7 separate regions of the Mus musculus genome follow, and all the other regions are linked to region 1. The links are chromatin loops, found by intact Hi-C in ENCODE. Cell type or tissue: heart. All regions are shown on one strand. Links, peaks and the distances in the headings refer to the core of each region. The heading gives the core; the rest is flanking DNA. Region 1 holds the start of St3gal6 (ST3 beta-galactoside alpha-2,3-sialyltransferase 6). Region 2 has its middle 7.4 kb from the start of Ftdc1. Region 3 holds the start of Cpox (coproporphyrinogen oxidase). Region 4 holds the start of Cldnd1 (claudin domain containing 1). Region 5 has its middle 11 kb from the start of Cldnd1. Region 6 holds the start of Dcbld2 (discoidin, CUB and LCCL domain containing 2). Region 7 overlaps Dcbld2 (discoidin, CUB and LCCL domain containing 2).

What was found. A loop is a pair of places that touch in the nucleus more often than their neighbours do. Peaks named below come from ENCODE experiments on the same cell type or tissue, not always from the same donor. Only the 100,000 strongest peaks of a DNase experiment are listed, where the experiment ranks them.
Region 2: it touches region 1 in a loop (2.1-fold over the local background); 17 of 42 quality-filtered maps call a loop at or near these places.
Region 3: a loop joins it to region 1, with 1.9 times the contacts of the local background. A loop is called at or near these places in 4 of 42 quality-filtered maps.
Region 4: it touches region 1 in a loop (2.4-fold over the local background); 5 of 42 quality-filtered maps call a loop at or near these places.
Region 5: a loop joins it to region 1, with 2.1 times the contacts of the local background. A loop is called at or near these places in 5 of 42 quality-filtered maps.
Region 6: a loop joins it to region 1, with 2.9 times the contacts of the local background. A loop is called at or near these places in 3 of 42 quality-filtered maps.
Region 7: it touches region 1 in a loop (4-fold over the local background); 17 of 42 quality-filtered maps call a loop at or near these places.

The regions. Positions count from the first base shown.
Region 1 is chr16:58,521,704-58,526,198 of GRCm38, reverse strand. It overlaps St3gal6 (ST3 beta-galactoside alpha-2,3-sialyltransferase 6), which reads left to right and starts at 2,773. Exons shown (of 11, transcript NM_018784.3): 1 at 2,773-3,123. In heart, for the core only: no CTCF peak of the experiment used is centred there; DNase peaks (open chromatin) are centred at 1,528, 2,008 and 2,708; H3K4me3 peaks cover 2,308 bases; H3K27ac peaks cover 2,714 bases.
Region 2 is chr16:58,622,171-58,626,665 of GRCm38, reverse strand. No RefSeq gene overlaps it. Among named protein-coding and RNA genes, the nearest start is that of Ftdc1, 7.4 kb to the right of the region's middle. In heart, for the core only: a CTCF peak has its summit at 2,440; no DNase peak of the experiment used is centred there; H3K27ac peaks cover 97 bases.
Region 3 is chr16:58,668,313-58,672,807 of GRCm38, reverse strand. Cpox (coproporphyrinogen oxidase) reads right to left here and starts at 2,600. Exons shown (of 7, transcript NM_007757.2): 1 at 1,858-2,600; 2 at 137-280. The coding sequence starts at 2,380. In heart, for the core only: a CTCF peak has its summit at 2,381 (motif pointing right); a DNase peak (open chromatin) is centred at 2,447; H3K4me3 peaks cover 3,239 bases; H3K27ac peaks cover 3,840 bases.
Region 4 is chr16:58,725,405-58,729,899 of GRCm38, reverse strand. Cldnd1 (claudin domain containing 1) reads right to left here and starts at 1,990. Exons shown (of 6, transcript NM_171826.3): 1 at 1,816-1,990; 2 at 677-727; 3 at 153-462. The coding sequence starts at 444. In heart, for the core only: no CTCF peak of the experiment used is centred there; a DNase peak (open chromatin) is centred at 1,949; H3K4me3 peaks cover 1,971 bases; H3K27ac peaks cover 1,324 bases.
Region 5 is chr16:58,736,471-58,740,965 of GRCm38, reverse strand. No RefSeq gene overlaps it. Among named protein-coding and RNA genes, the nearest start is that of Cldnd1, 11 kb to the right of the region's middle. In heart, for the core only: a CTCF peak has its summit at 2,542; no DNase peak of the experiment used is centred there.
Region 6 is chr16:58,405,824-58,410,318 of GRCm38, reverse strand. It overlaps Dcbld2 (discoidin, CUB and LCCL domain containing 2), which reads right to left and starts at 1,784. Exons shown (of 16, transcript NM_028523.3): 1 at 1,368-1,784. The coding sequence starts at 1,563. 4930461C15Rik (a long non-coding RNA gene) reads left to right here and starts at 1,788. Exons shown (of 4, transcript XR_384912.2): 1 at 1,788-2,147; 2 at 4,245-4,495. In heart, for the core only: no CTCF peak of the experiment used is centred there; a DNase peak (open chromatin) is centred at 1,968; H3K4me3 peaks cover 2,387 bases; H3K27ac peaks cover 2,382 bases.
Region 7 is chr16:58,458,021-58,462,515 of GRCm38, reverse strand. Dcbld2 (discoidin, CUB and LCCL domain containing 2) reads right to left here. Exons shown (of 16, transcript NM_028523.3): 13 at 1,468-1,561. Among named protein-coding and RNA genes, the nearest start is that of Gm33475, 16 kb to the left of the region's middle. In heart, for the core only: a CTCF peak has its summit at 480 (motif pointing left); DNase peaks (open chromatin) are centred at 1,945 and 2,375; H3K4me3 peaks cover 556 bases; H3K27ac peaks cover 3,154 bases.

The sequences.
Region 1 (4,495 bases), core at 211-4,210:
TGATAGACTTTGGGAAAGTATGGTGCTCCCACTAAGACTGAAGTTTGCAAATGTAATAGCTTTCCCACATTATAGTCCTACTTGTAAGTCACAATACAGACAATTTATGCACTGTGGCTATTCTTTCTGAGAAGTACTTGCTCTTGGAACAAGTGCTCACAGGAGATAAGACCCCATGACAGCTAGATGATAGAACAGGCAGGATATTCACTTAAGCTGTGGAAGGGTTAAATGGAAATAGAATCAGCTTCTTCAGTCAGGCTCAGCCTTGAAGGAGACATTATTTAAAGCTGAATGACCCTCTGGGTGTTGGTGCTTGCCTTTAATCACAGCACTTGGGAGTCAGATGCAGGCAGATCTCTTGAGTTCAAGGCTAGCCTGGTCTAAACAAGAAACAACTCCACAAAACTGAAAAACCCAAGCTTTGAGAAGTGTTTAAGAAGCAAACTCTTAAAAGTTATTACTAAGTTAATGTGTTATAGAGTTAGCTTTTTGGGTATTTTCAGTCTGGGGTTGGTTGACTGTGATCTAACACAACTATTGTAGTGCGAGCACTCACATATGAGTTGGTTTCCTCTCTCAGAACACGTCTTCCATCAATGATGCTACAAAAAGCTGTGCTTGAATAGGATAGGTTTGCACAATCTACCTGGAGCTCCAGAAGAAATACCAGTTTCCTGATTCTTTCTTTAGACCAATGGTTCTCCACATTCCTAATGTTGTAAACCTCATGTTGTGGTGACCCTAACTATAAAAGTATTATTATTATTATTATTATTATTATTATTTATTTATTTATTTATTTATTTTGGGGTTGTTTTTTTGTTTTCAAGACAGGGTTTCTCTGTAAAGCCCTGGCTGTCCTGGAACTCACTCTGTAGACCAGGCTGGCCTCGAACCATAAAATTGTTTTTGTTGGTACGTCTTAACTGTAAATTTGCTACTATTGTGAATCATAATGTAAATAATTTTGGAGCTAGAGGTTTGTTGAAGGAGTCGGAGGAGTCCAAGGCAGGTGAGTAGGTTACAGCTAAACTTTGCAGAATATGCAAAGTCATGGTGGTTACCTAAGTGCAGCTCCTGTCCTCCTCCCTTAGCATATTTCTTTGCAGGATTAAAAAAAAATCTAGGCAGTGGGACTAGAGAGATGGCTCATTGGTTAGAGTCCTCTCTGCTCTTCCAGAGGTTCTGAGTTCAATTCCCAGCAACCACATGGTAAATCAATCTCTCTCTCTCTCTCTCTCTCTCTCTCTCTCTCTCTCTCTCTCTCTCTCACACACACACACACACACACACACACAATCTAGGAGGAGTATAGTGTATTCAGGTAGTATCAGCAGTTGGAAGGATGAGGCAGGAGGATTATCAAGAGTCAGAAGCCAGCTTCGGTTACACAGCAAGATAAAAAAAAACAAAACAAAACAACCTTGTATAAAAGCAACAACACAACAAAAGCAAAACGGAGGAGAATCTAGGAATGCCCCTCCCCATCGCACCACTACACAGATGGGTATCCAGGGACTTCAGAGTCTGAAAAAAGGGAACCGAGATTTCCATGCCAACCTAGATTACACAGGGAAGTGCGGTCAAAAACAAATCGAGCACACAAAACCTAGGAGGTCAGGAGGAATAAAGCAAAATGCGGGTTTCATTTTGAAGATCATGAAGAGAGCATGGGAGAACTCAGCAGAAACTCTAAAAGTTTGTGGTAGTTTTCCAGAAAATTTATCTAGATGGACAAATTCCAGGACTTTTTTTTTTTTTTTTTTGACTACCCTGGTGTTCCAAGAGCCAAGCATATAATTACAAAAGCTATGTGAGTTATGTCAAAGGTAATCTGTAGAAAGGGTAAGAATCGGAATGGTTTGAGCCCTTTCCATGTTTGGATTGGAAAAACAAGTGCAACTTCCTAGGGCTGTTGGTATAATTAAGGAAAATACTAGAAGGTCCATCACACGAGTGGGAGGACTTCGCTGCCACTTGACACACTGTCAGCTTTGAGTTACACCCAGCTCCTTTCCTCCCAGACAGTAGCGCTTCTCTCCCGGAGGTGGATGGAGGTCATTTGATTGCATGTGAGTATTTGACCAGACACTGATTTTTAAAAAGCATTCAGAGCTATGCAAGTCTGAGGGCTTTCTTAATACAAACTTTTTCCTAGTGAAGGCTACAGAAAGAAAGGATAGGGAGAGAGGGAGGGAAGAAGAAAGGAAGAAAAGGAAAGAAGAAACGAGGAAAGGAGTGAAGAAGTGCCCCTTTCATTCTTTCTGAGGTAACGTCTTTTTAAAATATAAGATGAACTATATATATGTCTACACCTACTCCGCTAACACTTTTGTCTTTGAAGAGCAGAGGCAGGAAATTGTGTAGCTTTGTGAACACCTCTCCCTTTCAGCTAGAGACCAAATTACCCACTGTGTCTGATGTCACAGACAGTCCAGGGTGAAACTAAACTCTGTTGCTTTCTGCCTCCCATAAGCGCCTGAAAGGAGAGCCCCTTACAGCCTCCCGCCTTTGCTCCCGCAGCTTTCCCAACAAACCGGGGCAGGATGGGAGTGTCTTCTTGGCTCTGGAAATCAATCCTCCTACCTTGTCCTGAAGCCACCCGCCGCCCTTTCCCGGCCCTCCCTTCGCAGTGATTTTCCTGTCGGGGACTCCCAGCGAGAGCAAGCGGCTGGTGACCGCCCCGCCCTAAAGGTAGGAGCCAGAGAGCACGGCTACCGCCCCGGGGGTCTCTGAGCCCACCGGCAGCCACCGGGCAGCACTTTTCGGCAGGAACTTGGGGGCGGCGGCCACCGAGCATCTGGCGCCAGCAATAAGGAGGAGCTTCCCGCGGCGTAGCACACAGCCGCCGGGGGACCCAGAGTCCGGCGCTGAGAGCTGTAAGGGGAACGTTGGCGGTCTCAGCCTCCGGGCCACACTGCGCCTCGCTCCGCTCTGCTCCTTCGCCACATCGGGGGTAGGGGTGGAGGGAAGGGATCGCGTTCTTGTCACCCCGCTAGCTCAGGCTTCCGCTCGCCGCCTGCTCGGGACCCGATGCTGCAGACGCCACGGGACAGACAGAAGCGCGCTGCGGAGAGCCCTGTGCATGCCTCTGCGGTGGCCGAGCTCGGGCCTCGGCAGGTAACTCTGCGGCTGGCCACGCTGCGGGTCTGCTTAGCTGGGGGTGCGGGGAAGACTGCGTTCCCCGACCCAGCATGGGATTTGGGATGCTGCCCAGGCACTCCGATTCTGCAACCGCTGCGGAGTAGGGAAGGGGACTCTGCGCGCTCTCAGACCCTTCGTCCTCTGCTAAATCACCGGAGCGATGAGGGAACCTTGGGGCCCTGAGATCCTCCAGGCAGCAGGGTGTGCGGGGTGACCAGCCAGGAGCTCTCCTGTAGGGTCCCAGAGCTGCTAGGGAGAACCCAGAGAGAGTGGTGCTCCGGGGCGCTAGGACTCTGCTCTCCTGGATCGCCCCCAATCTATGCAGTGGGAGACCCACAGGAGAGCATGGTTCCTCGATCACCATTATTTCTGAAAGGGTCTGTAAGCGAGGAAGGGTGAATGAGCCTGGAAGGTTCTTTTTTACCTTACTGAGTTTTCCAAGAAATCTTTCTTGGTACAATAAAACTAAACCTAACAAAAAGCCGAGACAGTTTGTTTGGACTGAAGGGCAACGGTGAGAAAACTGCAGTTTTGGCTGCTGTGAATTTTTAAGAGAAGAGAGAAGAAACTTGCTATTTTGCGGTCGTTGCCTAGGGAGCTCTCGTGGGCTTAGCCCCTTCCTTGCGCACTGTTATTTTGATTTAAAAGAAAAATCTATAAAAAGCGATTTCTAGAAAATAAAGAAACTCCAAGTGCCTTTTAGGGATCCTTAGAGGAAGCCAGGAGAAGGGCAGCCAGGGTGTGAAGAATTGTGTTTAAAGGTGATGGGACAGGAAGGACATGGTAGGTGCTAGCCTATTAGAAACCACGTAGATTTCAAATTCAGGAGTCAAGTTTGTTTTTAAGAGAAACACCTTAATGCCATGAATAGTGGATGGTTTAGAAAATAGCAGGTCCTTAATGGCTCCAGTGCCCTGACGTGCCGACCTTCAGGCTTCTTCAGTATGCCCTCAGATGGCCATGCCTCCCTATTAGGCTACCCTGACGATTTGACTTTCCCGGTCTTCAAATCCAGAATTTCCTTCCAGCTTCTAACCACGGAGCTATCTTTTTATCGACATGGTGATGTGAAATATTTGGGAAGCTCTGATCAATCAAGGCTTTAAGTGTCACAAAAGATTGCTTTTGAAAGCAAGATCAGAAAAATAAATAAATAAATAAAAATAATAATAATGCCTTAGATAGTTAGTTTGACTTTGAATAAGGTTATCTGTTTCAGAGGCACCTTAGATAATGGCGATTTGGGATCAAGGGAACTTTTATGGAAAATGTCTGTATGATTCTGATCTGTTTTCCCAAAAGTTGTATTTTATGACACGGAGCAAGGTTGGCATGTGACAAAATAGTA
Region 2 (4,495 bases), core at 130-4,129, 100 kb before region 1:
CAGAGCCCAAAGTCCTTAATATAAAGATCCCTTCTCCCCTCTACCTTGTCTTAGTCTCCCTCTTTTTGTCTTACTTTGTCTCTGTCTCTCTACATAATAATACATCTGTGTTTGTTCTATGTGAACACATGTATACCCAAGATCACTCCTGGTTCTGCTTCCCTGACTAGAGAGAGAGAGAGAGAGAGAGAGAGAGAGAGAGTTAGAGAGATAAAGAGATGTATTTACCCTATTATCTTCTATAATTTCATTTAGGGTTGACTAGATTTTCACCCCTCAGTGTTGTCATTTTCCACTTCCTTCTTTCACTCTCATCCATGTTCCTTCTCCCTATCATTATTTTTTTTAAGATTTATTTATTATTATAAGTAAGTACACTGTATCTGTCTTCAGATACGCCAGAAGAGGGCATCAGATCTCATTACAGATGGTTGTGAGCCACCATGTGGTTGCTGGGATTTGAACTCAGGACCTTTGGAAGAACAGACACCAAGCCATCTTGCCAGCCCCGCCTATCATTCTGTTTTATAAACTGGCACATCAGTCTACTCCAGGGAGACACAGAAATAATACAGCTATGTACCTCTATGCACTGTGCATGAACTGAGCAACATACCAACAGTAGCCAAACACTAGAAGCTTACTTTCTAAGTGACAGGATTAATCAGTGAACATTGAAGACACTCTTATTCCCTAATGAACTGTGGACTGAAGAGCTAACATAAAGTTTGTATCTTTCACAATAAGCGCATTGTCCTGCACACAGTAAGTAGAATGGGGTAACTGACATTTGAACAGTGTTCTTGGGGGGACTGGTGACATTTAATTAAAAGCAGGGTAACAAACTACAATTTGTGCACAAGAAGACCAGAAATACCATCACAGCCGGAATAGATTTTTCAGTTATCTAGGTTTATAATTACTCAGGTGACTATCATGAAGGCCTCTAAAACAAAGAAAATAGGGGTTCCCATGAGAATCAGTAGCGCCTCTCTAAGAACACAACCATTTCATTAAATGGAATTCTACAGATAGCTAACACCTCTAGCTTAATAAACAATTGGCACTTTGAAAATTCACATTAGAACACGCAAATATGCAGCACGACTTGTGGTAGAGGCAGTTTCATCCCTACAATCGATTACTTCTCCCTTTAACAGCAGAACTTTAGGTTTCAATATGGACAAATGGTTTCCTCTCTGACATTGTTAATTTCCCTGTCTTTTGAAGCTTTTGACCAAACATGGAAGAATCTGTGTTGTGCCACTCCTGGATTTGACCATTAGAGGCACAGCAATCCTTTCCTCTGGCCTACTCTCTCCGACTAGGATACGGACAAAAGGTAAGGAATTAAATCAGACAGTGTGAACCCAGAAATGGAATCTGAAAGGCCATGCTGAAGATGACTAGTGGTTCAGTGAGCTACTGTAACTGTGGTGAAGGAAGTCTGCCTCTTGCAGAATGACCCACTCGTTCCTGGTCTACACAAAGGCTACAGACTTACATGATGACACCAAACATGTTGGAGCTGTAGGGACAGCCTCTTGTGCACCGTGTGGAAACATCACCTGCGAATAAAAAGCTGGTAACCAATGAACTGAGGCAGTATTAGAAGGTGGGACATCCAGCAGAGAGAGAGAGAGACAGAGACAGAGACAGAGACAGAGACAGAGACAGAGACAGAGACAGAGACAGAGACAGAGACTAACTCTGGGAAAGAGTGAGGCGCAGAAAGATTCTCTATCCAGACTCTGAGGAAGTTGAATATATGAAACAGAGGAGCGGTTACAAGCCACCATGTGGCAGACATAGAATAGTATAAATGGGTTAATATAAGTTACGATCTAGTCAGGGAACAAACCTAGAATATGGTCTAGCCATTCATTCATTAATAATAAACCTCCAAGTCATTATTCAAGAACAGGAGCTTGGGAGGAAAAGCTTGAGTTATATAGAACAAGGGAGAGCTTTCAATATACAAACTGAATTTCCTAGAACACCTAAAACTCAGTGGTGGGGCTGGAGAGATGGCTCAGTGTTTAAAAGCACTGACTGCTCTTCCAGAGGTCCTGAATTCAATTCCCAGCAACCACATGGTGGCTCACAACCCTCTGTAATGGGTATCTGATGCCCTCTTCTGGTGTGTCTGAAGACAGTGACAGTGTATCCACATACATGAAATGAAATAAATAAGTAAGTCTTTAAAAACAAAACAACTCAGTGACATTCATTGTACAGAGTTTTGTGACGAAAGCAAATTTAGGGTAATACTCACTATTCAGTGAATTACATGGAAATCACCTATCCTGTATGCTGATACAGCTGTGCATGTGCACCAGAACATCTGGCTCTGGCATAGGGAATACACTTTAAAAACAAAACAAACACAGATTTCCTGCTGAAATTCAGGAGTAGCCACAGCCATTGTGTAATGCTCTGGGTACCCATTAGAGGGCATACACCAACTAGTTTTCAAATCTTAATGGGACAGAATCACAGATTGTGTGTGTGTGTGTGTGTGTGTGTGTGTGTGTGTTTGCACACCAGCACACGCGCATGTATGCGTGCGTGTTTTAAGAAAATGGCACCAACTGAGGATGGGCAGGTGAACATTCATTTTAGTTCACTACATAAAAACATGATTCTGAAGTTGCCTCATACCGCCTAAACGTCACCCTGAACTTGGCTTGGCCACTTGTAAATTCAGGCAATTACTTTACTTCTCTATTATACCTAGGTTCTTTCATTCACCAGAAAAAAAAAAAAAGTTGCAGATAACACCTGTTTTTTATAGTCATGATGATTTTTAAATGAGTTCATTTAAAACATAGCACATAAAATGCATTGAAGATGTAATAAGGTTCATGGTCCACATGAGAAATTCAAGAGTTATAGAACACAAGCAGAAATCCCAGCATTAAGAAATCAATACAAGGAAATTTCAAAACACAAAGTTGAAAACCTCAATAACAGAATAAGTCAAGCAAGAAAATTAATTTCTAAGCTTCAGGAGAGGTCTTTAGTGTTGGGTTCTCAGGGCATGCAAATAATGAGGAAAGGACTACCAAGTCAGAAATAAATTTAAAAAAAAAAAAAACTACTTTATTCACCATGGGAAAATGCTTCTAATCTGTTAGGGTTATGGTCAGTCTCGGGAGTTGACACAATGACCTTGAAAGGGTGTGAGTAGTCCCTGTTTGAAGTGTAAACTCATGAGCATATGTTCAGGGGATAATAAAGAAAGAATTCGTAAATTGAGGGTTAGTTATTGAGCCCAGGGCATGGCAGATTGCAAAGTGTTGGTACAGGCTCAAGGCTATTCTAAGGCAGTGATCTTAACTCAACCTTTATGAACCTCACACAGGTCAGGAATTTTTACTACAACTAAAAAGAATGTAGGCCTTGAGGACATGCAGCAAGAAGGCAACGGTGGCAGACCAATGCCTGGAATTTCTCTGGGCTCTTCACTCCCCCCTCTAATTTGTAACTGAGTTAAATCCTTGATTTGTCAGTTTTCTCAAGGTCTCGGTCATTGGCCAAGAGGGTAAATGGGCTCTTAAGTTTATATTGTAATGCAGGCCTGGATAAAGTAGGTAAGGGGGTTTCTGAGGAAGGGCCCACAAGTCAGGGCAAGTAATAGAGAGAATAATAGTCCAGCCATTGCCAAGACTAGGTAGTTATCCAGGGAACCGTGAGAAGAGGGACTGAACTTAACTAGCAAACGCAGGGGTGGGGGTAGGAATAGGAGGGATAAGAAAAGGAGAGACCAATAAAACGTTAGGCTTTGGGTCTTTGGGGTGCTGAGGGGCTTTCAATCTGCTGTTCTTTTACCAAGACAGGTAGAGTGTAGTCAACTTATACATTTAAGATCAGTCAGAAATAAACATGCAGTGGCCACATACATTTAAAAAACAGACAGACAAAACTTTCCTTACTTCTTCTAGCTGTCATTTCAATAGAGGAACACCTTGTCACCTGCTGAATCCAATTCTCACAGGCGCAGAGGTTTTGTAGCAGGACTAGCCAGCAGCTTCCTTACCAGAGAAGCTGAGAGGCTGCCTGTGCCCCTTTTAAGAGAGGCTTGTGCAAGATCAAGCACCCCCTGGGAAAGGCTCCAAGGGCAGTACCACTTTATCAGTTTTCCTTGTTCCGATTTAACTGCTTTTTTTTTCTCTCCCCCCCAAAATCCTTGAAATGAGTTAAAACTAAGCTAAGGACTAAAAGGTCAACAGACGATGCTTTAACTGTTTACCCTCTAAATACAGAACACAGAGCAACAATCAAACACCTAAACAAACCAAACTATAGACACCGGGGCTGGAGAGATGGCTCAGTGGTTAAGAGCACTGACTGCTCTTCCAGAGGTCCAGAGTTCAATTCCCACCAGCCATAGGATGGCTAACAAACATCTGTAAAGGGATCTGATGCTCTCTTCTGGTGTGTCTGAAGACAGCTACAGTGTACTCACACACATAAAATAAATAAATAAGTAAAT
Region 3 (4,495 bases), core at 239-4,238, 150 kb before region 1:
AAAACCAGCCAGTACACTGGGCATACACATCCAAGGGTAGTTCCAGAAAATAAATAAATAAATAAATAAATAAATAGCGCTATTTTTAAGTAAAACTGGTGGGAAAAGAGTTGGCAGGGAGAGTTATCGGACTTACTATCTTTCGTCTTCAGAGTTTTGCCTCTGCCTCTCATTTGGTTCGCTGCTTCCTCAGAAAGATTCCCATGAACGACGGAAATGCTCACCCCGGCCTTTTCAAACACACGCCCGTCCTGAAGCACACAGGTGATGCCACCTCCTCCTGTCCATAGAAACAGAAAGCCAGAGGATAGAGCACCGTCATATGGGAGACAACTCTCCCATGAACGTGGCGACATGAGATGCCTGCTTCCTCCCCTACTTCCTGAACCATCTACGACAGCATATATATTTTCTATGTGTGATAAGTTGGCCTAGCTTTGTGTCTTAAGCTCCTTATTCTAGGAAAACATTGCATCCAGATACAAACCACTGAAATGGCTGCTTCTTCTGTGTTCTCGTGCCATGGCCTAACAACTCCAAGGAACTTTCTCCAGATATCACCAGAAAGAATCCGTTTGTTATTCACAAGACAGAAAGCTAATGTTACAGGCAGGAATGGGTTTACCGAATGGTGTTTTACTTTCACTGAATACAAGAACTCCGTATTCCTTCACATTTTTCGACTCTCAATTTTACCCTATTACCTTTAATTTTTATATGCAATTCAAAAACATAGCTATTCAAACTCTTAAGGGGTTCAGAGTTTAAAATTAAGTAAAATTTTATGTGTGTGTGTATATATGTGTGTTTAATAGGTTTTTTTTTTTTCTTTAAGGCAACAGGTCACCGTAGAGTCATTGTTCTCAAAGACTAATGTCTGAGTTGTTTTATTTCTAAGAAGCAGGGCACCATATTCAAGATCACACCACCGGAGTGATTTAAGTGCTGACCATGTTTCTGACATTCTGAGTTCTCGGCATATATTCATTAACTATGAAACAGAGGTGGAAAACAGTAACTTCCAAAGGTTACACAAAGCTGGCTATCTAGTGTTTGAGATTGTGTCTGGGTCGGTCAGTGACTTTTACCCTAAAACATTACAAGATGAAAAACCATGAAAATCAGACTGACTCCCATTTAATATAGACGTGGTAGCATCATAACTCACAATGGATTGATGATATACTGTTGTATTTCCAGCTTGGAAAAAGTCAGAAATCCTCAAGTTTAAAATTAAGGCGGGAGGGGAGAACAGGGAAGGACTACTCTGTTTGGAACAACATGGCCACCAATACATGACTCAACATGAATGGCATTCTAAGGAATCCTTCAAGAAATTTGATGATGCAATTTAGTAAGAACTACTGGAAGACTAATCAAATATTCCTTATATAACCCGCCAAAAAACAGTAGGGAGACTCTTGACATAGGGAATCTAGCAGACATAAAGGATCAGTGTTTCTTCTGCCTCTAATAGGGCAGGGACAAATGCACCCAGATGGATAAATAAAAAATGTGTGTGTTGGGGGGGGGGGGGGGGGGAGACGTGTTCAGTAACAAACTGAACATGAAAGCTTCACTTTGCTGCCTGCAGATGTTCTTTAACAAACCTATAGAAAAAAAAGTGCAACTATGAATTGCCAATATTTTCAAGTGACTTGTCCTACATTGTTGGCACCTCTGGGTCCACATCTGCAAGTAGAAAGCGAATGGCTCTCTCAATGTCAGTCATTCAAGTCTGTCCCTTCTGACAGATCACCCCCCACCCCCACCCCCCTGTAAAAACTGTTCTACTTTAAATCCCCAATCCTAAACTGCAACTGGTGCCCAACCAAGAAACAGGAGCTCTCTCCTCACCTTCTTTCCTCTCCCACCGGTCCACAGTGAAGTCGGCAACGCCATCTACCTGCGCCAGTGCCCGACACACCTGAGCCTGGGTCTCCATAATCATCAGCTCCATCTTGGTCTTCATGTCCTCCGGCCTCCTCCGCAGCTCCCGCAGCTCGGTCACCGGCGAGGACATGAAGGTGCTGCAGCGGCGGGCCAGCTCGTCCCCGTCCTCCTCCCGCCGTCCAGGTGAGGGGCTCCGCGCCCCCGAGCTCTTGGGCACCATCTCCGCCCGCTGCACGTGCCCAAAGGCGGCGGCTGCCAGCCCTGCCAACCCCGCCAGCGTCGCGGCCAGCCGGGTCCCCAGCCCGGACCCGCCTCTAGCCCAGGGGCCGTAGCCCAGCCCGCGGCGAGGCTGGGGACCAGCCGTGCCAGGCAGCTGGCAGACGCGGGCGGACGCGCAGCGCGGGGACGCGGCGCGCAGCTGAGCATAGTCGCCCAGCACCGCTCGCCACCAGGGGTCCGAACCCAGGCGGCCCAGCCGCAAGGCCATCTCCCGCCGGGACTGGGCAAATCCGATCCTGCAGACCCACCGGAGCTCCCAGGGTCCTGAGACCCAGACTCCCCAGCACTGCTACGTGGAGTTCGGAAGAGCTGCTGCGAGTGTAGGTCGCAGGCTGCTGGCGGGAGCCGAGGAGGCTGCTGGGAACTGTAGTCCCGTCCTATCGCCTCCTGCACTCGCCTGACCGCTCCCGGAAAGAGCAGATAAGACTGCACCCTGCGCACAGAGGTGGGTCCTGCTGCTCGCACGCGGGCCTCCTGTGCTGCCAGAGGACTGTGGAGGTGCTTGGACTGATAAGATAGGCGCTTTAGTCACGTACACCTTGGATTGCCCTGCTCGCTCACCCACAGTGAGCAAAAGTGGGGTTAGAAGGCTGACGACAAACGGGCAGAAATAACAACTCGGAGACACACCCCTTGTCTTCGTCCTGGCTGTGGGTCTGGAGGATGCACCCTTGTCCCTGTGCTTGGCTTACCCAAAGAGTTCAGGGTAGTGGGCTCCTGAGTAGATCCAGAGAAAATATTCGCACTCCGGTTTACTATCCTGGATCTCTGTTCTTCCCCATAGCCCTACCCGTTGAAAATATGAGGACAGAAGCTCACACATTTAATAGTTTTGTTCCAAGCATATATCATTGCCAGCATTATTTTATAGTATCAGAAGGGCTCATTTGCCCTTTAACTATCCTTGATGATTCTAATTTCTACTAACAAATAATAATCGAGGCCACTGGTTATTCTTTCACAAGCTTCCATTCTGGCTGTAGCAGGAATTGGAGCTCAGTGGGTATGGTTCTGACCGATATGTTCACTCCCCTGCTTCTTACACAAATGCAACCACAAACTACCTGGAGCAGCATGCGTGCTCAGGCCTGGCAGATGTGGCAGGCAAATGAATTCACGAGAAGTGACAAAGCTTGCAGAGGAGAGAAACCCTTAACTTTTAGCTGTAGTGTGCCCTGGCTGGAGGCCGACTTGGAAGAGAAGGAAAGATAAGAATTATCTTTTGGAAGGTTGCCTGGGTCTGGCTGGGCCTCCTGGTGATAAATGAAGCTCTTTAACGAAAAGGAATCTCTCTAATTTTCTGTAAGAAACTTCTCCTTTATGATCCTGCTCTGCTAATGTGAAGCTAGCCAAGAATAAGCCAAATGGGAAATTCAGGAGACTTGCCCAGACAAATAACTAATTGTGTACTTACCCTGAACAAATTGTGTACTAGCTTCCAGCCTGTTTGGATGTCTCTCTCTCCTGTTCTCTGATTCCACCTTAATCTTAATGTACAGTGCTTACTGGAATCCTTAAAAACAAACAAACAAACAAACGGATTTGTATGAGAAAAAAATAAAAGCCACCATCTTCCTAGAAGGGCATAGTGGCACACATATTTAATCCCAGCACTCAGAATGCAGAGTCAGGTAGACCTATATGAATTTGAGGCCACCCTTGTCTACTTAAAGACTTTCAGGATGGCCAGGGCGACATAGTAAGACCCTGTCTCAAAAGAAACAAAACCAGTCACACACACACACACACACACACACACACACACACACACACACACCTCTTCCTGGTAAATTACTCCCAAGTCCTATTTGTAGTATATGAAGATGTTCCCTCTATAAGCAATTTGATGCATCCAAAAGCTGCCTTGGACAAATAAGAAGTCAGTAAGTTGTAAACAGAAGCTATGCAGTAGGGGTGCTCGTCTGCGTGTAAAATTGGCTCTCTATTGTGTACTATGATTTCATTCTCTGTGTAACCCCACAAGCCAGGACATTCTGATGAGCTGTATGCTATCTCACTAGGTACAAACATACAACTCATCTTCAAACTCCACATGCTTCTCCGAATCCTTGCTAATTTGATCCTTCCCCTGTTAAAAATAATGAATTTTATGCCCTGATATCAGTGTATTCATTTTCCCTTTTAAGAGAGAGTTTGATGAACCCACTTTATTTCTCTGGTATTTCTCTTTATTTCTATGCATGCACGCATGTGTAACAATTAGTAACAAGGTATTGCTAAACTTGACCTTGTTAGAACTCTAATGCCGTTGAAAGAGAAATTAAATTAACAGAAAGTGAAGGTTTTGAGATTTTAATATTTT
Region 4 (4,495 bases), core at 373-4,372, 200 kb before region 1:
CCGTGGTATCATCGGGGACAATGGGATTGCACGGAAGTTGAGGCAAGACAATGATAGGAATAAAACAGATGCAGAAGACTTTCTTAGGGGAAGGAAGCACAGACAAGCTTGCACGTCACTGGGCCATCATTATTAGGACGTAAAGGACGTACCTGTCCTTTCCGGTGGCGCATACCAGTGAGTGTTTTTGGGTATGGTGATGCACCGTCTCCACAGCCCCAAGCTGCCGTTGTATCGGAACAGAACATCGTTGTAAGTCTTCTCATCCGCCTCGTCACCGAGGAAATCTTCCCAGGCGATTTTATTCGAGTCACTTGAATTCTCTTGAATGGGACTTCGATACTCATACCAGAAGTCCGTGCCTATGGAGGCCGCCATGTAGATGGTGGAAATCAGACTAAGCACACAAGCAATCACAAACGCAGTAGCAAAACGGTTATCCATTCTGGCATTCAGACTGCTCTGTTTTAAGTTAAAGAAAGAAAAGTCAGACCTCAAGAGCAAATCAGAATATGCTAAAAAGAAAAAAAAAGCCCCTTTACCCTACTCCCCATCCCTTCTTTCCATAACGCAATGCATTTATCGATGTAAAAAATTTACAAACAAAAGGGCAACAAATGTTAAGTTTAAAACAAAAGGCATTCTCATGAAAAGTACTTATTGAATGCTCACATACCCAAGATGCTACGGAGACAGAAGTCTTGTTCTCTAGTCTATCACCTGCATACTAAAACAGACAACACTGAAAAGGACATACACATTACAGGTACAAACAACAGACATGCCCATGGTCAGCAGTGCAGCGTGCACACCTTAAATGCAGAGTGGATTTTTACACAAGCTATAAACATGCTATGTGTTTTCAGGCTTGTGTGAGAAAAAAGACAGCAGAATAGGAAACGAAGACCCCCCAGCTTTTTTAGTGGGGAGGCTTACAATTATAAATAAGGGCAGAAGTGAGGTGTAAGTTGGAAATCAGAGTTGAAGGTGTTAACCCGAGGGGAAAGTTTAAATGTATGTCATAGCAAAGAGAGCAAAAACACCATGTTAGTTATCAATCTCCTTCAATTCAATTAAAGCTAAGCCAAGCCTCTTGACACAACCGGATTCTTCACTCCTTACTCTCCCCGCCCCCCATTCCATTACACACTTCTCAACCTCCCAAACTGTAATACTGCTCCGTATATCCTAAAATATAGCACAGATCCATAAAAACTAAATAATCCCTACTCGCAAACAGAAAAGTGACTTAGGCAAAATCTGAACACTCCCTAGGCGTGGACAGGGCTCCACGGCGGTAGTAAATGGCCGCGGTAAAATGACTCAAGGCAAGATCACGCTGAGTCAAACCCTGCCAAATGTATGCACACCGTGACAGCACCAAACCCCTCGTCTCAAGCACCCGTGAAAACAGGCTTACAAACTGGGGAGCGGAGTTTGGAAAATGGGGAGTGACTGGGGAAAAGACCGGGGCGACTACAGTCATCAATAGCCCAGCAAGTGCGATTTGTATTCTGATTCTCAAAATTCTCGTCCATCCTGGTGCTCTCGGATGACCTTAAAGGCCGGGTTCTGGAAGCTGCGCCTAGCGCAGTCACCCTGGGCCGCACAGCAGGGCCTGGCATGGGCGGGCGGAGACCGGCAGGGCTGGGCGAGCGCCCTGGGTACCCGAACCCAGCCAGCCCCGGCCCCTTGGCCCGGAGCCCCGCCCCTCCCCGCCCCGCCTGCCGCTCCAGCCCCCGGGCCTGGCCGCGCCAGCAAGGAGCCCTTTCCCCAGGTCGCGAGCCGAGCCGGCCCGCGACCCCGCGAACTCACCGCCCATCCTCTCACTCCACCGGCTTCGCCCTCCAGCTCCGACCACAGCACCCTACTCTCCCCGCGCCTCCTCTGACGTACTTCCCTGCAGAGCCCGCCCCCTCCATAACTCCCGCGCCTCCGCCTCCACCTCCACCCCAGGCCGGGCCAAAGCGGCCCTGGGCCGAGGGGCCTTGTGGGACTTGTAGGAATACTGGAGGAGAAGGGGCTAGAGCCAGAGGAGAGCATGCCTGACGACGCGCGAGGAATTGTGGGGAATGTAGTTCTCTCCGAAGAAAGAACTCTGAAGATCAGTGAGGAAAGCTGAAGTCTTAACTGCGGGATTGTTACACCTCAAAAAAGGAGGGACCAAGCTCCAGAAAGTGATGGGGGAGGATCTTTGGTCAACCATAGTCAAAGGCTTTGATTTAGCCGAGATCTAACGTCGAGTCTTCTGTTTTCCCTACGATAACACCCTACCTCTAAAAATCAGTACTACGGAGTTGATGAACTTTAATGGAACTCTACTCTTCAAATATCAACCCCCCTCCCATTTCCTACATCGTCCCTCCCATTTGAACAACGTGTTCTTCTGTTTTGTTTAAATGTAACTAAGGATCTAACTAAACTAGCATTATAACCTGATATAATTACGTTATTCTTGTTTGAAGAAATCTGTTATTTGCTCTCTACTGTAATCAAGTTCCCTGTTTGTTTCAGTTGTAAAAAACAAAACAAAAAAACAAAACAAAAAAAAAAACCCAACTTGTAAATCCGAAGGATACTAGATTTCAAAAATGTTACTTTAAAGTGTGAATGTAATATGAAATGGAATTTAGAGATCATTTTCAACAGAAAAAGTTGTGGGTAGCCTCGGAGACAGATGGCTGTGTGACATGGAAGCAATGGAATGATTCTAAGCCCTCAAATACTTCACAGGAATTTCTAAACAGGTAGAGAAGATTTTTTTTTTTTTTTTTAAGTTAGAAATCGTTTGCCTTTAGCTTGTGGTTCCGGTTCACCATCACAGGCTGTGTCTGGAAAAGGACTTCTGGCAGAGCCCAGTATCCACAAGGCATGACTAGATTTTCACGGATAGCATCAAATGAAAACGTAATTTGCCTCAGGTGTCATCTTGAAAGCTCGATGAGTGTGTAGAGTCGAATAGTGAATCCACAGTAAGACTTGTGAATGCACTTATGCAGCAGATGTCTTCATCCACCGGCCTTCATGAGACGTCTACTTCCTGAAGTAACTTGTGCAACCAATTCTGGTAAAGAGACATTTTTTAAGAAGAAAAGAAACAGCCTAAGTTTGTAGACAGAGAAACTGAAGCCCATGAAGATGAACTAACTTGGCAAACATCAACACTGAGGTTAGTAAACCAATCTTAAGACACTGGACAATTTACTTCATAATCTTTAAGATAAGATTGCCTTTGGTTTTCAATATATGGACTTTTGAAAATAGAATCTATAGATAAGAAAATGTAAAAAATGTCAGGCAGAGGACCTGAGGATTGTTAAGGAATCATTAAAGCATTATTTACAATTGAATGTCCAGTGTTTGAATAAGATCAGTAGAAGTAGCTTTTTACAACTCCCGATTGTCCCAGATGAAGAGGAGAAGCCTGTCATAAATAGTGGTAAGTGTTCTTGCACACCTCAGCTGGCTTCCGGACCTGTCTGCTAACTACCCAGCTGCTAGACTTGCCAGGAGGGCATTTCAATGTGTTTGTTTAGTCGTGTGCTCTGGAAGTTCTAAGTCCTGGGCTCACAGTACACTTAGTCGTCATGACACAGGAGGTACGAGGTTCTGGAGTCACTCTACAAAGGACAATGATGCCTTCACCTTCCAACAGCACAGAACACCCAGAAAACGCTCAGAACCCTGTTCACTCACAAGCTTAGGGTCAACATGGAAGTGTGTCCTTGGGGTTTTGGCCACCCTGAAAGCCACAGAACAGAAGACCTCAACTTCCTTCTCAAACACAGTCCCACAGACCACACATTCACATTTCTGAGTTATCTCTGTATCTTTGGTGTTTTCCAATTTTTATTTATGCTATGTTCTGTGGGTAGCAATCATCTGTAATCAATTTTTAGAGTTAAATGTTTACTCCTACTTTTTGCTGGGCTGCTAGTCTCATATGTATTATTAATGAACCAAGTAACTTAGCAACTATCACAGATTATGGGATATAGGCTTCAAACAGTGTTGAACTAGGCTTCTGGCTAAATTTTCTAAAGCTGATGTTTCTAGTGTTCAGAAGGAAAGTGTTGTAGTTATGGTGCACTATAAATGAGCCCAGTAACAGAAAAATCTATATGGTTAGATAATGCTCTTTCCACAATAATTACCTTCCCTCTCAGGTTCCCTAATATTCTTAAATACAATTCTTATTTAAAATGTTCACTGTTAACTTGTGTTAATCAAAATATAGCAACCTTGCATATTCATCTTAAATATTTGTTCTATTTTTCTTATAAACTTTGGTGATCAGAAAGGAAAATAGAAATAGTTTCTGAGTTCTAGCCAAAGGCTAAAATTGTGATCAAAATTGCTTTGTATCTGTCTACTATAGAACAATGGCTAACCTTGATTCAGAAAAAAAAAAGCAAATAAAAAATTGCATCTTAAAAAAATTTACAAATTGCATCTTAAAATAACTGTGGGGCATTCACCAGAAAAGACTGCTCAG
Region 5 (4,495 bases), core at 261-4,260, 210 kb before region 1:
ATTATTTACCTGCTACATGAGTTCTATCCCGGCAGAGTTTTGGAGTTGTTGGGCTTTAATTACAAACTGGTAGTTAGCACAAGCACCGAAAGGCCAAAAGTCTCATCCTAGCACGGTCCTGTTTGAGCCAAAGAATAAAAATGTAAGCTAGAAAGCAGAAATTATTCTATTTTGAGACATGTGAATGGACAAAATACCTGAGTATTTTGAGCCCTGTTTATTTTGAGGTAAACCTTTCTTAGAAACCAAGGGCTCTTCTCAACCTTGGGTTGGAGTACAGCCATGGGGTACACAGCAGCTCGGAATATTGCAAGCATTGTGGTCTGACTTGCAAACCAGTCAAAGGCTACTTCCTTCCCTGCTTGTGTAGGCCTCCATTTAACAGTTAGCCTTTATAGGGATCCTGTATTTCAGGATCTGTACTAAGCCCTCTGCACATTATAACTTATTTAACACTCACAATACTGACACACAGGCTAACTTTTATTTATTCCATAGCTAATCCATCCTGTTTCTGCCATGTGGGGAGATTAACTTCATTTCATGACCTTTCCTTTCAAGTTCTAGCAAAGAGTATGAATTTGATAAAGTAGACATTACTCAAAACATTCACCTTCTTGACAGAGACCTAATCACCCCCAACTACAGCCCTACTACAGAAATTAGTATCCCTCATTTTCAATGTTTTCTTTCCTTTTAGTTACCAGCAATGAGGCAAGAGGGTGGGGGTAAATAGGAAGACAATTTCTTATAAACAGGTACAATTTAATGTTACTTTGCCTAATTTTTAAACCAAACTTGATCACAGGTATGTATAAGGGCACAATATGGTATACGTAGCACCTGGAGTTATATTTCAGGAACTGATTGGAGAGGTCTTGGGACCCTGGGGAGGCTTTAACTTAGAACAGGAGCGAAAGCAAGCAGGTCTTCTCCTTCCTGTTTAGACACCCACCCCTGGGAGAGCACTAGGTAGAGACACGTCCCACCCATGTCCCAAAGCAGTTGATGCAGGTCTTAAAGGCCAACAGGCCATTTCTCAGCCCAGAGAGACTCAACACTTGACTGGTCACCAAAGTCAACCTGAGCCAATGGATCTTGAGTTCACTGTCTCCCATTAGGGAATAAGGATGTGGAGACACAAGCTTTATCAAGGAGAATGAAGGAATGGAGAGAAATACCCACGAGTTGAGAAGGGTCCCCAAATGGGAGAACTATGGTAATCCTGGAGGAAGGGACTAAAGAGGCTGTAACTGTGCTTTTATAAGGCTTATGCAAGACATGAGACAACAACTGAGGTCATTTCTATAAACTGCTTACTTCTCTGAGCTTTTCTTGGGCCAAGAAAGTTAGGAAGTCACACACTCTGTGCATTTTCTTCTGATGCAACCAAGAAGCTGATCAGACACTCAGGGCTCGTGCATTGCTCGTCCCATTGAAGGTAGCTGAAGTGCCCCTTCTGTCCCACTCTGACTTCTGCTCTATCATCTGATGGCTGCTAATATCAGCTGTGCTGATGTTACTGCCAGCATTCCAGTTGTCTCACTAGCTGTTAATCAAATTACATTCATTGTTCTCAGATTCATGCAGCCAGCTTAGAGTTTCAGCACTGGAGGGAATGGAGTCCTGACACAGCTTCCAAGAGGGAGCTGGAGTATTCCTTAATGATCTCTTCTTTAGCTCCTTTATGGGGTAGTCTGGGAAGCTGGACTAGGTGGAGCCTTTTTAGAAATTGTCTTAGTTAGGGTTTTACTGCTGTGAGCAGACACCATGACAAGGCAACTCTTACAAAGGACAACATTTAATTGGGGCTGGCTTACAGGTTCAGAGGGTCAGTCCATTATCATCAAGGTGGGTATAGGGCACTATCCAGACAGGCATGGTGCAGGAGGAACTGAGAGTTCTACATCTTCATCTGAAGTCTGAGAGTCTTAAAGCTCACACCCACAGTGCCACGCCCACTCCAAAAAGGCCACACCTATTTGAACAGGGACACCCCTTCTAATGGTGCAACTCCCTGGGCCAGGCATATACAAACCATCACAGAGACTCCTTATTTACATTATGTTAAGTCTTGTTACAATTGGCTGTGTTAGAAGCAAGACCCTGTGAAAAAGACAGTAGAGCTTTGCTTATGCTTCTCAGGAGGGCTGGGGACAGGGGACAGTGAAAGCAGCCAGAACTGTTTCCACAGAACCTTGCTCAGCTTGGTTACCTCACATGCAAATGAAAGCCCTTTGGTTTCTCCTCCCAATCATTCCTGACAGACAGCACCCATGGTTTCAGTGCTAATCCTTTTAAGCCTAAGGTGTGGCAAATAGAAGCTGACCACAAAGGGTCAAATCGGTAGCTTCAGACATAACTGGAAGCAGAGGGTGTACTTCCAGCAGGCACTACGCACGTTGCTTACCTTACTGTCTCTAACAACCTTAGAATAAAACATACATAATTTTATTTCTTAATTTTTATTATAACTACTTTATTTTAAATTTTTATAGTTTTAATTATGTGTGTAAAGTTGTGCAGATTGAGTGCAGTGCCTGTAGAATCCAGAAGAGGGTGTGTGATCCCCTGAAACAGATGTTAGAAGCAGTTGTGAGTCTGCCAATATGGGTCCTGGGAACAGACCTAGGGTGTACGTGTTCCTAACCACCGAGCTATCTCTCCAGCCCTTGATTTCTTACTTTTAAATAGTTTTCTACCAGAGTTGCCTGATGGATTCACTTCTTAAAGTTTGAAAAAATTATAATGACCTAAACACTTCCAAATCAACTAGATTGGATTGTCTAGAACAACAGCAACTTCTATAAAATTATGTGTATGCAAGTGTATTTGTGTGGGGGTGTATGCATGTGGGTGAAGCTGGCTATGGAGGCCAGAAGAAAGTGTTGGATCCCCTAGAACTGGAGTTAGAGGCAGATGTGTCTTCTGGCATGTGTGTTCCAAGCTCAGATCCTCTGAAAGAACAGTACACAATTGGAACTTCTAAGCTCTCTCTGCCAGCCCCCACCCCCCACCCCCGCCTCCAAAGTTATCTAGAAAGCTATAATGTACAATCTAGGCAGAGAACAACTTTATAAGCTCTGGTAGCTCATACTGCAACTAGTCATAATTAACATTTCGAGTGACTACTTTACGATGGGCAATTTACATAATCGTCACTTCAACTCTCAAACAGGTATGTTAGTCATACAACATCACAGGTGTGAAAAGTGGGGCTTACACAGGCTGAGACAGACAAACGACTATGTGTATCATTCTGTCTCCTGCGCTGGATACTTCACCCTACACCAGGCTGTTCCAGGGGATACCCTGGTCCAGCGATTGTTCCTATAAAATGTATTCTTTCTTCCACGGGGTCATACACACTCAAAGAGCTCATCCCAGCATTCCTTAAGGATCATTTACATTCCTTCCATGGGACTTGAGAAGAATACATTTCATGAGTGTTATGGAGAAATAAGGCAATATTCTGAGATGACTATACCTGTCAAAAGTTAAGTCAGTCTAACTCCTTTGAATAAATAAGCTGTGAGTTTTTGAACAGGCATCTTGATTCATTTTGAGATTGAACCAGCAAAAGCAGAATCTATGGAACAAACAATGGACCACAAAAGCAGAGAGCATGGGAGTCACAGATGTTTATGAACATATGACAAGCCAAGACAAACAGAACAGAAGGCTGGATGGTTGGGAAGAGTCCAAAAGCTGCAAGACAGGTGGCCTGAAGTTCACACCCTGAGCCACCAACACTGAGTCAGTCGATAAAAGGCGACCAAATTATTCAGTAATGCAAACAACTTTAAAATGTGAACACAAAACAAACAGACTCTATTTTGAATTTCTAAACCTCTTCTAAGATATAGTAATACAAGCTGGATCTTGCTTTACAGACGTTTGCCTAAAGTATGTAAGTGTTTATATGTCAGAAAAAATCTAACTCACTTAACAGTAAAAAATAAATCTGATTCTGAGAGTAATTATTATGGTAACTTCTCTAGGGTAAATAGCCACTGTTGTTACCGTGTTTGGAATGCAAATTCTCACATAATGAATATATAGGACACTGGCACTTAACTGCAATTTGACCCAAGAGAAAATCATCTCATTAGCGCCGGTGAATGAAGGAAAAGAATTTCTGCATATAAACGTGTGTCCTTGTTTCATTATTTTTCTGAGTCATGATTCTCTCGTGAGGGTTGAAAGGAGGACAAAAGACACTGCCCATGTGTCAAGGGCTATGCAGCATCCTGCCTGTAAAAATACCAGTTTGTACCTTCAAGGGCTACTTAGCTAGAAAGTTCCAAAACTTGAAAATTTAAAGAAGTTTGCATTTGAATTGAAAGTTTACAGGAAGATTAAGCATTGAAATGCCTTCACATTATCTTTTAGTCAATTAGTGTTTTAATTGTGTGTGTGTGTGTGTGTGTGTGTGTGTGTGTGTGTGTGTGTGTGTGTGTGTGTGTTTGTAAAATGTTGAGTGTTCTGTGGTGAC
Region 6 (4,495 bases), core at 207-4,206, 120 kb after region 1:
TGACTAAAATGATTCAAAAATCATTTAAAATAAGATAATGTTGCATGTTACATCAGTCTGGGAATGACTACTCCAAAAGATAATGGTGTCCTATATAGCTGACTCTGTTACTCGAAGATTTGTTTTAAACATGACGTGAAATTCTAGATGTAAGCCATCTAGAAATGTTCAAACACAGTGGACTGCTTAAATGGTCATATTCCTTTCTACATTAAAATATGCTGTATTCCCTGTGCATCGGTTTCCCTCTGCTGGGAACGGGATAACTAACTCACCAAGCTGTGTGTTAAATGCACTGATTTACACAAACCACTTAGTCCCGGGCCTCCCACACACACTAAGCTTCTGTAGCCATATAAGTCTGTCTCCCCACCACGAGAAAGAAAAACACACACATAGATGCCAAAACTTCAGAGGCTTCCACACTCTAAAACAGTAAGCGCTGACTGAAATCTGCCTATTAGACCTCTAAACCTTAGGTTGCTCAGTTTAAATGTGACTATTAAAGAGGACAGTTTACGTTTTTCTCTTAGCGATTACCTCTCACACGTCCATCAAGGCTGCACCTTCCCAAGAGACAATCCCATGACCTTGAAGATATTCCTTACTGACAAAAAGTGCACACAGTGGGAAGCTGAACTGAGAAATGGAAAACGTATTTCAAGAAACTCTCCCTAGCAATTAGTAACAAGAAAAGCCATGGAAGAAATAAAGCCAAACAGAATGTGGTACGCTGCCCAAAGCAGCAACACTAAAAAGTTCAGTCCTGTATTCTCTTTCTATTGTTGATGATTTATCAACCAACAGTTGTTCCCGCTTCTGGAATGGGATTGTAGAAGGAAAAGAAGCTTTGTCACTTTCTGAGAAAGTTTGCGCTTTTGGTAGTGGACCGCTACTCTGGGCCACTTCTGTGTTTGATCAAGACAATCTACAAACCACGGTCCTCAGTAATGGGCAGGTGCTCTGAAGAACGAATTGCAAACGTAAGCAAGGCTCTAGAGAGCACTGCAATTTGCTTCATTCGCGTTAGAACCTGGGCGCTATCCCTAAGAACAGCAATCCCTGCCTGTCTTTAATAAGCTCAAGATGCTTTTTAATTTGCTCCCGACTCCGTCCATCAGTCCAGAAGGAGACAGCAAGGAGGCCTCCACGGCAGGGTCTCATACGTCCCTCTTTCACAGAAATGAATGGCTTTGCGGAAAAGTAAAGCGACACAAACTTGAGACACCGGGCGGCACCACCACCCCGCCCCGGTCCCCGCCACATCAGCCTCGCCAGTGTGGTGTCTCTGCATCTCTGGGTTCGTCGGCAGGTTCCTCCAACAGCCAAGAGCCTCAGGAGGCCGACCGGTGCGGGCCACCACTCACCTTGCTGGCCTCCAGCGTCCTGGAGCAGTAGGAGCAGCAGAAGGAGCAGTCGAGGCCTGGAGGAGGAGTTGCGGCCAGGAGGGAGGGGACAGCAGCCGGCGCTGGGCAGCGCGGCCCGGCCGGTGGCGGCGGGCGCGGCCGGGCCTCCGGGACCCTGGGGGCTGCGCGCGGCTCTCAGCGGCGCCCGGCTCGCCATCGCGGCGGCCGGCAATCCGCCCGCATAGTGCGCGCGCCGCGGAGCCCCGCGCGCCCGGGGCCCGCAGCACCCGGTGAGGACCGGGCGGCAGCGCAGCGCGCCTCGTCCCCTCCGCCCTGCTCCCCGCGCCCGCTTCACCGAGCTTCCCGCCCCGAGACCCCAGGCCGGAGCGCGGCGGATCGGAGGATAGCACCGGGGCCCGAGCTGGAACGCGCTCCCGCCGCGCTCGTAGACCGACCGTCTCTCGGGCGGGCCGGCCCCGCTCTCTCGCCCTCCCTCCCTCCCGCGCGCGCTGGCCACGCCTCCTCCTCATGCTGAGACCAATGAGCGGCCAGATCTGGTCCAGCTCCTTCCGTGCCGTCCAATCATCACGCCGTCTGCTCTGTCGACCTGTTAGCTCCTCTCCTAAAGCTCCACCGCCCCTCATCCGCGTCTGCCAATCGCCCTGGACCTCTGGGAGCGTCCCACCCGCCTCCCTCGATCCGGGTTCGCCCCCAAGCCGGGGCCGGGAGCGGTCCCCGCCCCGCTGAAGAGCCTGTAGTTTTTGGGACCACTGCCCAGAGAGAACCCGCCGAGACTCTCTGGTCAGTGACTTCCGGGACTTCCCCATCCCGCGCTCTCCAGCTTCCCAGAGCCTGCTTGCTCCTGGCTCCTCCCCCGTCGAACATCAGGCCACTGGAAGGGGTGGGATGGCTGGATGCTGGAAGATTTCAGCTGGGAGCTGTATTTAAGGGACTGTTTTTAAATAGCAGAGTATGTTTTTCTTAATTAAAACTGCAGTCAATTGCAGCAACATCTGCGGGTACAATTACAAATGTAGTGTTCAGTTTTTGCAAAGATAGCTTCTAGGACTTTGGAGAGGAAGTATAAAATAAGACCCGTGTTGCTGAGACTATTTAAGTCCACTATCTGTAAAATTGTGCTCAGAGAAGTCCCAGGAATTAGAGCCACTTTATAGATAATTTGCAGGTTTTGGAATGGGGAAGAAATGTCAGTACATCATGCACGTCAGAATGAAACAAGTACAAATTCAAATAATAGGCAATTTGATGGAGTTTTTGAGCAGGCAGTATGGCAGAAGAAAGAGCAGTCTTTAAAGAAGAATCCACAGAACTAGACAGTAGATTTATAAAGAGAAACCATCAGGGATATTTTTAATTAGGGACTCCCTAAAAAAAAAAAAAAAAGTATTGTACCTTTAACAAACAGGGACTTAGTAAGATAGAACAGTTTGCATAGCAAAGGAAGTAACTATAGAGCATCTGTATTACCTTTCAGTTTATGGTGGTTGATTTTTCACAGTATTGCTGCTGTGCCCTGTCCTGCTGATGACTGCCTTTAACAAGCCATAATTTCTGGCAGCTGGGTCTTCTCAACGCTAAGCAACGGATGCTGTACAGCAAACTGATACTGGCATAGGATGTCTACTACCTTGAGTGTATTAAATGTTCCCTTGACTTAACGTGTTCTCAAGTGATGGTGGGTTTATCAAATGTGACTCTTATCATAAGCTGAGAAGCACCTATACTGGGATGCAAAGCCAGAGAGATAGGCCATTGGTTAAGAGCCCTTGCTGACAATCCTTACGATCTGAGTTTGATCCTCAGAATTTACATGGTTGCTAGGAGAGAACTGGCTTCTGCAAGTCGTCCATGGTCCTCCAGATGTGCACTGTGGAACATCTCCCCTCCCACCCCCATACTAAATGAATGAATAAATAAATAAATAAATAAATAATAAAATACATGCCTTTTAAACAAAATAAATCGATATGGATATACAGCTAATAAATGAGGCTATAGAAAAGCAGGTTGTACAAATGTCAGTGTGAGAAGTATGTAGGAATTGGCTCTGGAACTCATGAATACATGTGAGAGTCCTAAACATGTAAAGCACTCACACCCGTGTTTCAGAAGAAAACCCAAATGCTGGAAAGGACTCTAGAAGCCATTTTTTTTCAAGTTTCTTGCATATTTCTCACACAATAAGCCCACCCCCCACCCCCACTCCCCAGTCATTGTATCTGCTAAACATCTATCGTGTAGCAAAGAAAGCACTACCAATATACGCCCTGGTCATACAAAGTTCAGTTAGAGAAGCTTACATTCTAGTGGAGAAGACAAACATTTTAAACAAATCCATCGTCACCAGTGCCAATTTGGAGGTGAGAACTAACAGAGCTAACTCTATGACCTACCCCAGCAAACAGCCAGTCCTAAGCCAAGGCTTCAAGTGATAGTCCCTGAGATGAAGCACCTCACATGTCGGATCACTCCTTCTGTATGACCACCTAGTGATAACCGTAGGCCACAAGGTGGACACAGCAAAGGGTTAGAAGCTGCTGGCTAGGATTCCTTCAGCTACATGGAACTGCACAAGAAGCAGAGTGAACTAGCTCAGGTATGGGAACCTTTCTAGAAAAGAAAGTGCTGGAGTTGTGGCTGTCCCCCCTCAGGGGAGTACAGCCTGAAAAGACTCCGAATTTCTTATAAGTAATTCCCCTATCACAAGAGAGAGGGGTGCTGTCATTTTCTCTCTGTTTTGGTATGCTAAGAGCTGTTAAAGTAGAGAATAAAGTGGTGAAGTGTTTCAGAGGACAGAACAGGGAAAAGAAGAGAGGGGGAAACCAGCGTCTGAAAAATGATGCTAGCCATCTGTCTTCGTACTCTTTTGCCTTTCAGCTTCCTGAGTTTCTTTTCTGGAGGTTTGGCTGGAGAGCAGCCCGGAGAACATTCCCCTACTGCCTGACCATGGGAAGTCATAGGAGGAGCACCGATGTGTGAGAATTGAGACACAGTGCTGCCCACCATGTCTCTCCACTTCTCATTATGGCTGTACAACCAGTTTCAGAAGGCTTCTGTGAGATAACGAAATGTTTCCTGGGAACCTTCCACCAAAGTCATATATCAGGCGTTCGAGTCTAGACCAGTCA
Region 7 (4,495 bases), core at 214-4,213, 64 kb after region 1:
CATGGTATGTGTGGACCTATATACATAGCATATAGAGATCAAGATGTAAATCCCAGTATCCAGTGGGGAGGTGTTCATGAAATTCCACCCCTATCTGAGGAGCTGCTGATAATTAATAGCTACCTAAAGAGGGAGAATAATTACTTTTCTTCAAGGGTGTGGCTCCCAGTAGGTAGACCAGACTCCACTGGATGGCCACACACCACACACCCAAGCATATAAACAATAGGTTGAACAAGTAAAGACAACGTTGGATGGGTATGAAATTGGGGGGGGGGGTGGATCCTAGAGGAGTTTGGGTCAAGTTTGATCAAGATATAATTATGCAATCCTCAATTAATAAAAAAATATATTATAGGGCTAAAGAGATGGCTCAGCAGTTAAGAGTGCTAGTTGCTCTTCCAGATGTTCTGAGTTCAATTCCTAGTACCCACATAGTGGTTCACCACCATCTATAAAGGAATCTGATGCCCTCTTCTGGCCTGCAGGTGTACATGCAGCAGAGCACTCATAAAATCAATAAACAAATAAAAAGAAAAAAATGCTATTAAAAACAACAAACAAGAATTACTATTCACTCACTTACCAAACTAAAGGCCACCACTGATAGAATCATGAAAATCTATCCTAACTAAAGGTAGCGTTTACAGGCTACCAAGAAAGATTCTGCTTTATAAATAAGGATATACATAGCTTATGATCTGCTTATACTATCACAAGTGTATCTTTTACAACGTGCTCAATCTTGCCTGCTAGGATGGACAGATTTCCAGCTGCTAGAGTCTAGCACATGGGCCAACAGTTGGCATAAAGGAGCAGCCACATATTTAGATATACTATTTATTGAACAGTGAACAAATACGTCATCTTCTTTCTCCATCAAACCCATCCCTTCTGATGTTCTTTCAACCCACAGCATCGCTACTAGTCAGAAACCTCACATCACTCCAGGCTGCTGCTGCTTCCGTCACAGTCGTGCGTCCTGCTGACATTGCTGTCAAGCACATCCCTCTTGTAGAATCATGCTGTGGTACTTCTGTTTGACTAGACTGTTTCCAAGTTTATCCCGATGCCTCTTTCCTCCTCTTTTAGGCACCAGGACCATACTTTGTAAATCCTGTCACTTTCCAGTCATCGGATAATATAATCAGTCTGCTTAGCACTCAAGAATTTTCTAATCTATAAAATAAACCCTACATTTCTCTTTCTGACCCAAGCTCAGACAGCACCTCAGTAGTTATGTTGGTGGCTAGAGATCTGCCCATCCTAGCAGGCAAACAGCTTGAGCCCTTTGTGAAAGACACACTTGTGATAGTATGAGCAGATCATAAGCTATGTATCCTCTAGTTAGGATAGATTTGTATGATTCTATCAGTGGCCTTTAGTTTGGTAACTCTCCAGGTGAAATTTGCTTCCTATCCCCGCACCCCTCCCCCAGTCAATCATGTAAGCAAGCTGGGTACTGACCTGTTTCTCCAGTGCCAAGCACACACTAGAATGAGGATGAGTGTGGTGAGGGCCATGACCAGCACAGGGACCAGAACGGCAGCCAGTGCGACATCTGAAGCCATGAAACAGAACGACCACATTAAGAGCGAAGCAGACATCATGACAGAGAAGTCGAAAGCTCAACACTTTGTATCTCCAAGAATATCTTACACATCATTTATGAAACAAAGCTGGCCACAACTGGGAGACACAAGTGTTTACAGACTAGTGGACAGGTCACTCGGCATGCTGCTGGCTCATTCCACCTCCACCTCTGCACACGTTTAACTGCAGGGCTGTGGGTATAGGGGAAGACGGATGAGGGAGAAGGCCCACCAGAGCTCCTGTGCTCTGGGCGTGGAGGACGCAGGAGGACTGCCAGATGCTTTCCACTCGTCCCCGAGTGGGCATCTGGCTGTGTGAAGCCACTGACCCCATCCGGTGGGGGCTGGACAAGGGGCAGCCCCGTACCAGGTTCTCAGTCTCTGGCATCCCACGCTGGATATGGCAGAGGAGCTGAGAACAAAATAGGAGCACCAGGGCAGCACCAGGCCCCAGAGATATGGGAAGAGGGCAGAGGGAGAGAGGTTCCCATGCAGGAGAGAGTCCTTAGTCCAGGCCTTGATGAACAGACACAGTCTATGATTTTAGAGCTTTCTTGTAGAAAGGCAGGGGGAAAGAGAGAAGGTAGAAAGAGAGAGAGAGAGAGAGACTGGCCATGGACAAGAGGAGAGAAAGGGAAAAAGGAGAGAGAGAAAAGAAAGGCTAGAGTAAGAGGGAGAGAATGAGGTGGGGCCAAGCAGCTCCTCTTATAGTGGATTTGTTATCTTGCTGTTGCTAGGTAACTGAGAGGAGTCTAGCCTGAAGGTCAGAAGCTTGGGACATTGTGTATGTGACTACTAACCACACGCTTCTCTTGGCTGTGGGGGCAGTAACTTCGACAGGAGCCAGGGGTCCAGGAGACATGAGGGAAGGCCTTCTGTCCCATGTAGGTGAATTATCACCACTGGGTTTCACCAGAGTTCATGACCTCAGCTCGACTGGAAACCAGGCTGTTTGTGCATAGCCCATTGCCCCACATTTAACAGCAGTGTAGGGTTCTGTTTTGTTTTGTTCAGTTTTGGTTTTTTGAGACAGGGTGGTTTCTTTGTGCAGCTCAGGCTGTAGCCCAAGTTGGCCTCAAACTCACAGAGATCCACACACCTATCTCCTAGTGCTGGGATGAAAGGCATGTGCCACCACTGCCTGGCAAAAGCAGTATGCTTTAAATTACCAGAAGTCACCAAAATTTAAAAGACGAATGGTAAACTAGAAAGCATCTTATGTATATGTAGTAAAGTGTATATTGTAAGACATCACGGGCCAAAATGCATATTATAACAAGTCCACTGTCACCTAGAAACCCATCAAGACAATACAGGTCTACCTCAGCTGCAAAGAACTGTCAGGGAGAATGAAAACAAGATGCTACGCTTGCTAATCACACTGGCAGTCACTTGAAAGGAGAATTGAGAGTACAGCAAGAAACAGGTTTGCTGATGGACTATAAATAAATATAAATATATATTTCTGATGGGTATTTTGAGGCAGTATGTACAAGAATCTATTAAAGGCTACAAGTCTACACCAAGAATTTATTTGGGGAAAACATCAAGATATTGAAAGATACATCTTTAAAGATGCTCACTCCTCTTTCTGTAGAAGAGTAAAAACCAGAAGGACGCTGAGGATCCAGTGAGGAAAGGGGAACGTGAGCTGCGCTGTGCTTTTTACAGATGAGAGAAGCTACTAACTGAGAAGGACGTTTCCACAGCATGACAAGAGTTACAGATATGGCCAGGTAACAGTGCAGCCAAGCCCAGAAAGCCATGCTGGGGTTAGACCTTGAGTCCTATCGGTCTATCCACATCTCATCGCACTGAAAACGGTCTGTTCCAAGTTACTTGGAATAGTAATTCCTTTCTTTACCCCACAATGAGCCAGTGAGCAGAACAGGGGCAGAAAATGCTGACAGTCACGGAGGGCTCACAGGCAGGCGCTGTGCTGCCTAACCCACAGCATCTCCTTTACTACAACTGCATCCAAGAGAGGAAGCAGTGTATGACAGAAGAGAGCGACCGGGAGAGGGTGGATACAGCGTCAGGTAGATACTATCGGGCAAATGCATGGGTGCCAGGCTAGAGGGAGGGATTCAGCGTGGGCAGCACACACCACTCCCTTTACCAATGCCTGGGACAGAGGAGAGGGGCGTCGCAGGCTCCCCAAAGGGATTCTCCTCTTTATGGTTTCCACGTTGTAAAGGTGGAGGAGAAGCTGAGAGTGAGTGAAAGTCGCTTGGTCAAGTGTTTGAGAACGTGGGAGTGTTTATAAAGCGTTAGGAGAGAACACAGGAGCTCACTGGGGGCCAGAGTGCCATCACACATCTGACTGTGACAGGATTTTCTCCATGAAATTAAGTAGGGGAGGGAGAGGAAGAAGAGGAGGAGGGGGAGGAGAAATAAAATCATGACTGAGGCCAGGAAGCACTCAGAATCAGAAACAAATATGCATTTTCCTTCTTTCTTTTTTTCTTTCTTTCTTTTTTTTTTTTTTTTTTTTTTTACAGTGGCAGGAAACAACATAGGCTTTTATGGCTAGATTGATTAATCTCAGACATTCGGGATTAAGACAACTGCCTAGACTCGGGTGCTAGTAACGTAGCTGCCTTTGAAACACGAGGTCTTAAATTCAGTCTCCAGAATCCATGTTAAACACACACACACACACACACACACACACACACACACACACACACACACACAAGCCATGAGTGTTGGGAGTGTTAGGATGCTTTGGTCATCCCAGTATGATGGAGACAGAGACAGGCAGAATTAGAGGCTCAATGGCCAGCTAACATGGCTTGGTTGGCAAGCTCCAGGCTAGAACGAGATCCCATCTTACAGAAAAGATACACGGTGCCTGAGGAACACATCTGACGTTGTCTTCTGGTCTCCATGTGTACACACAA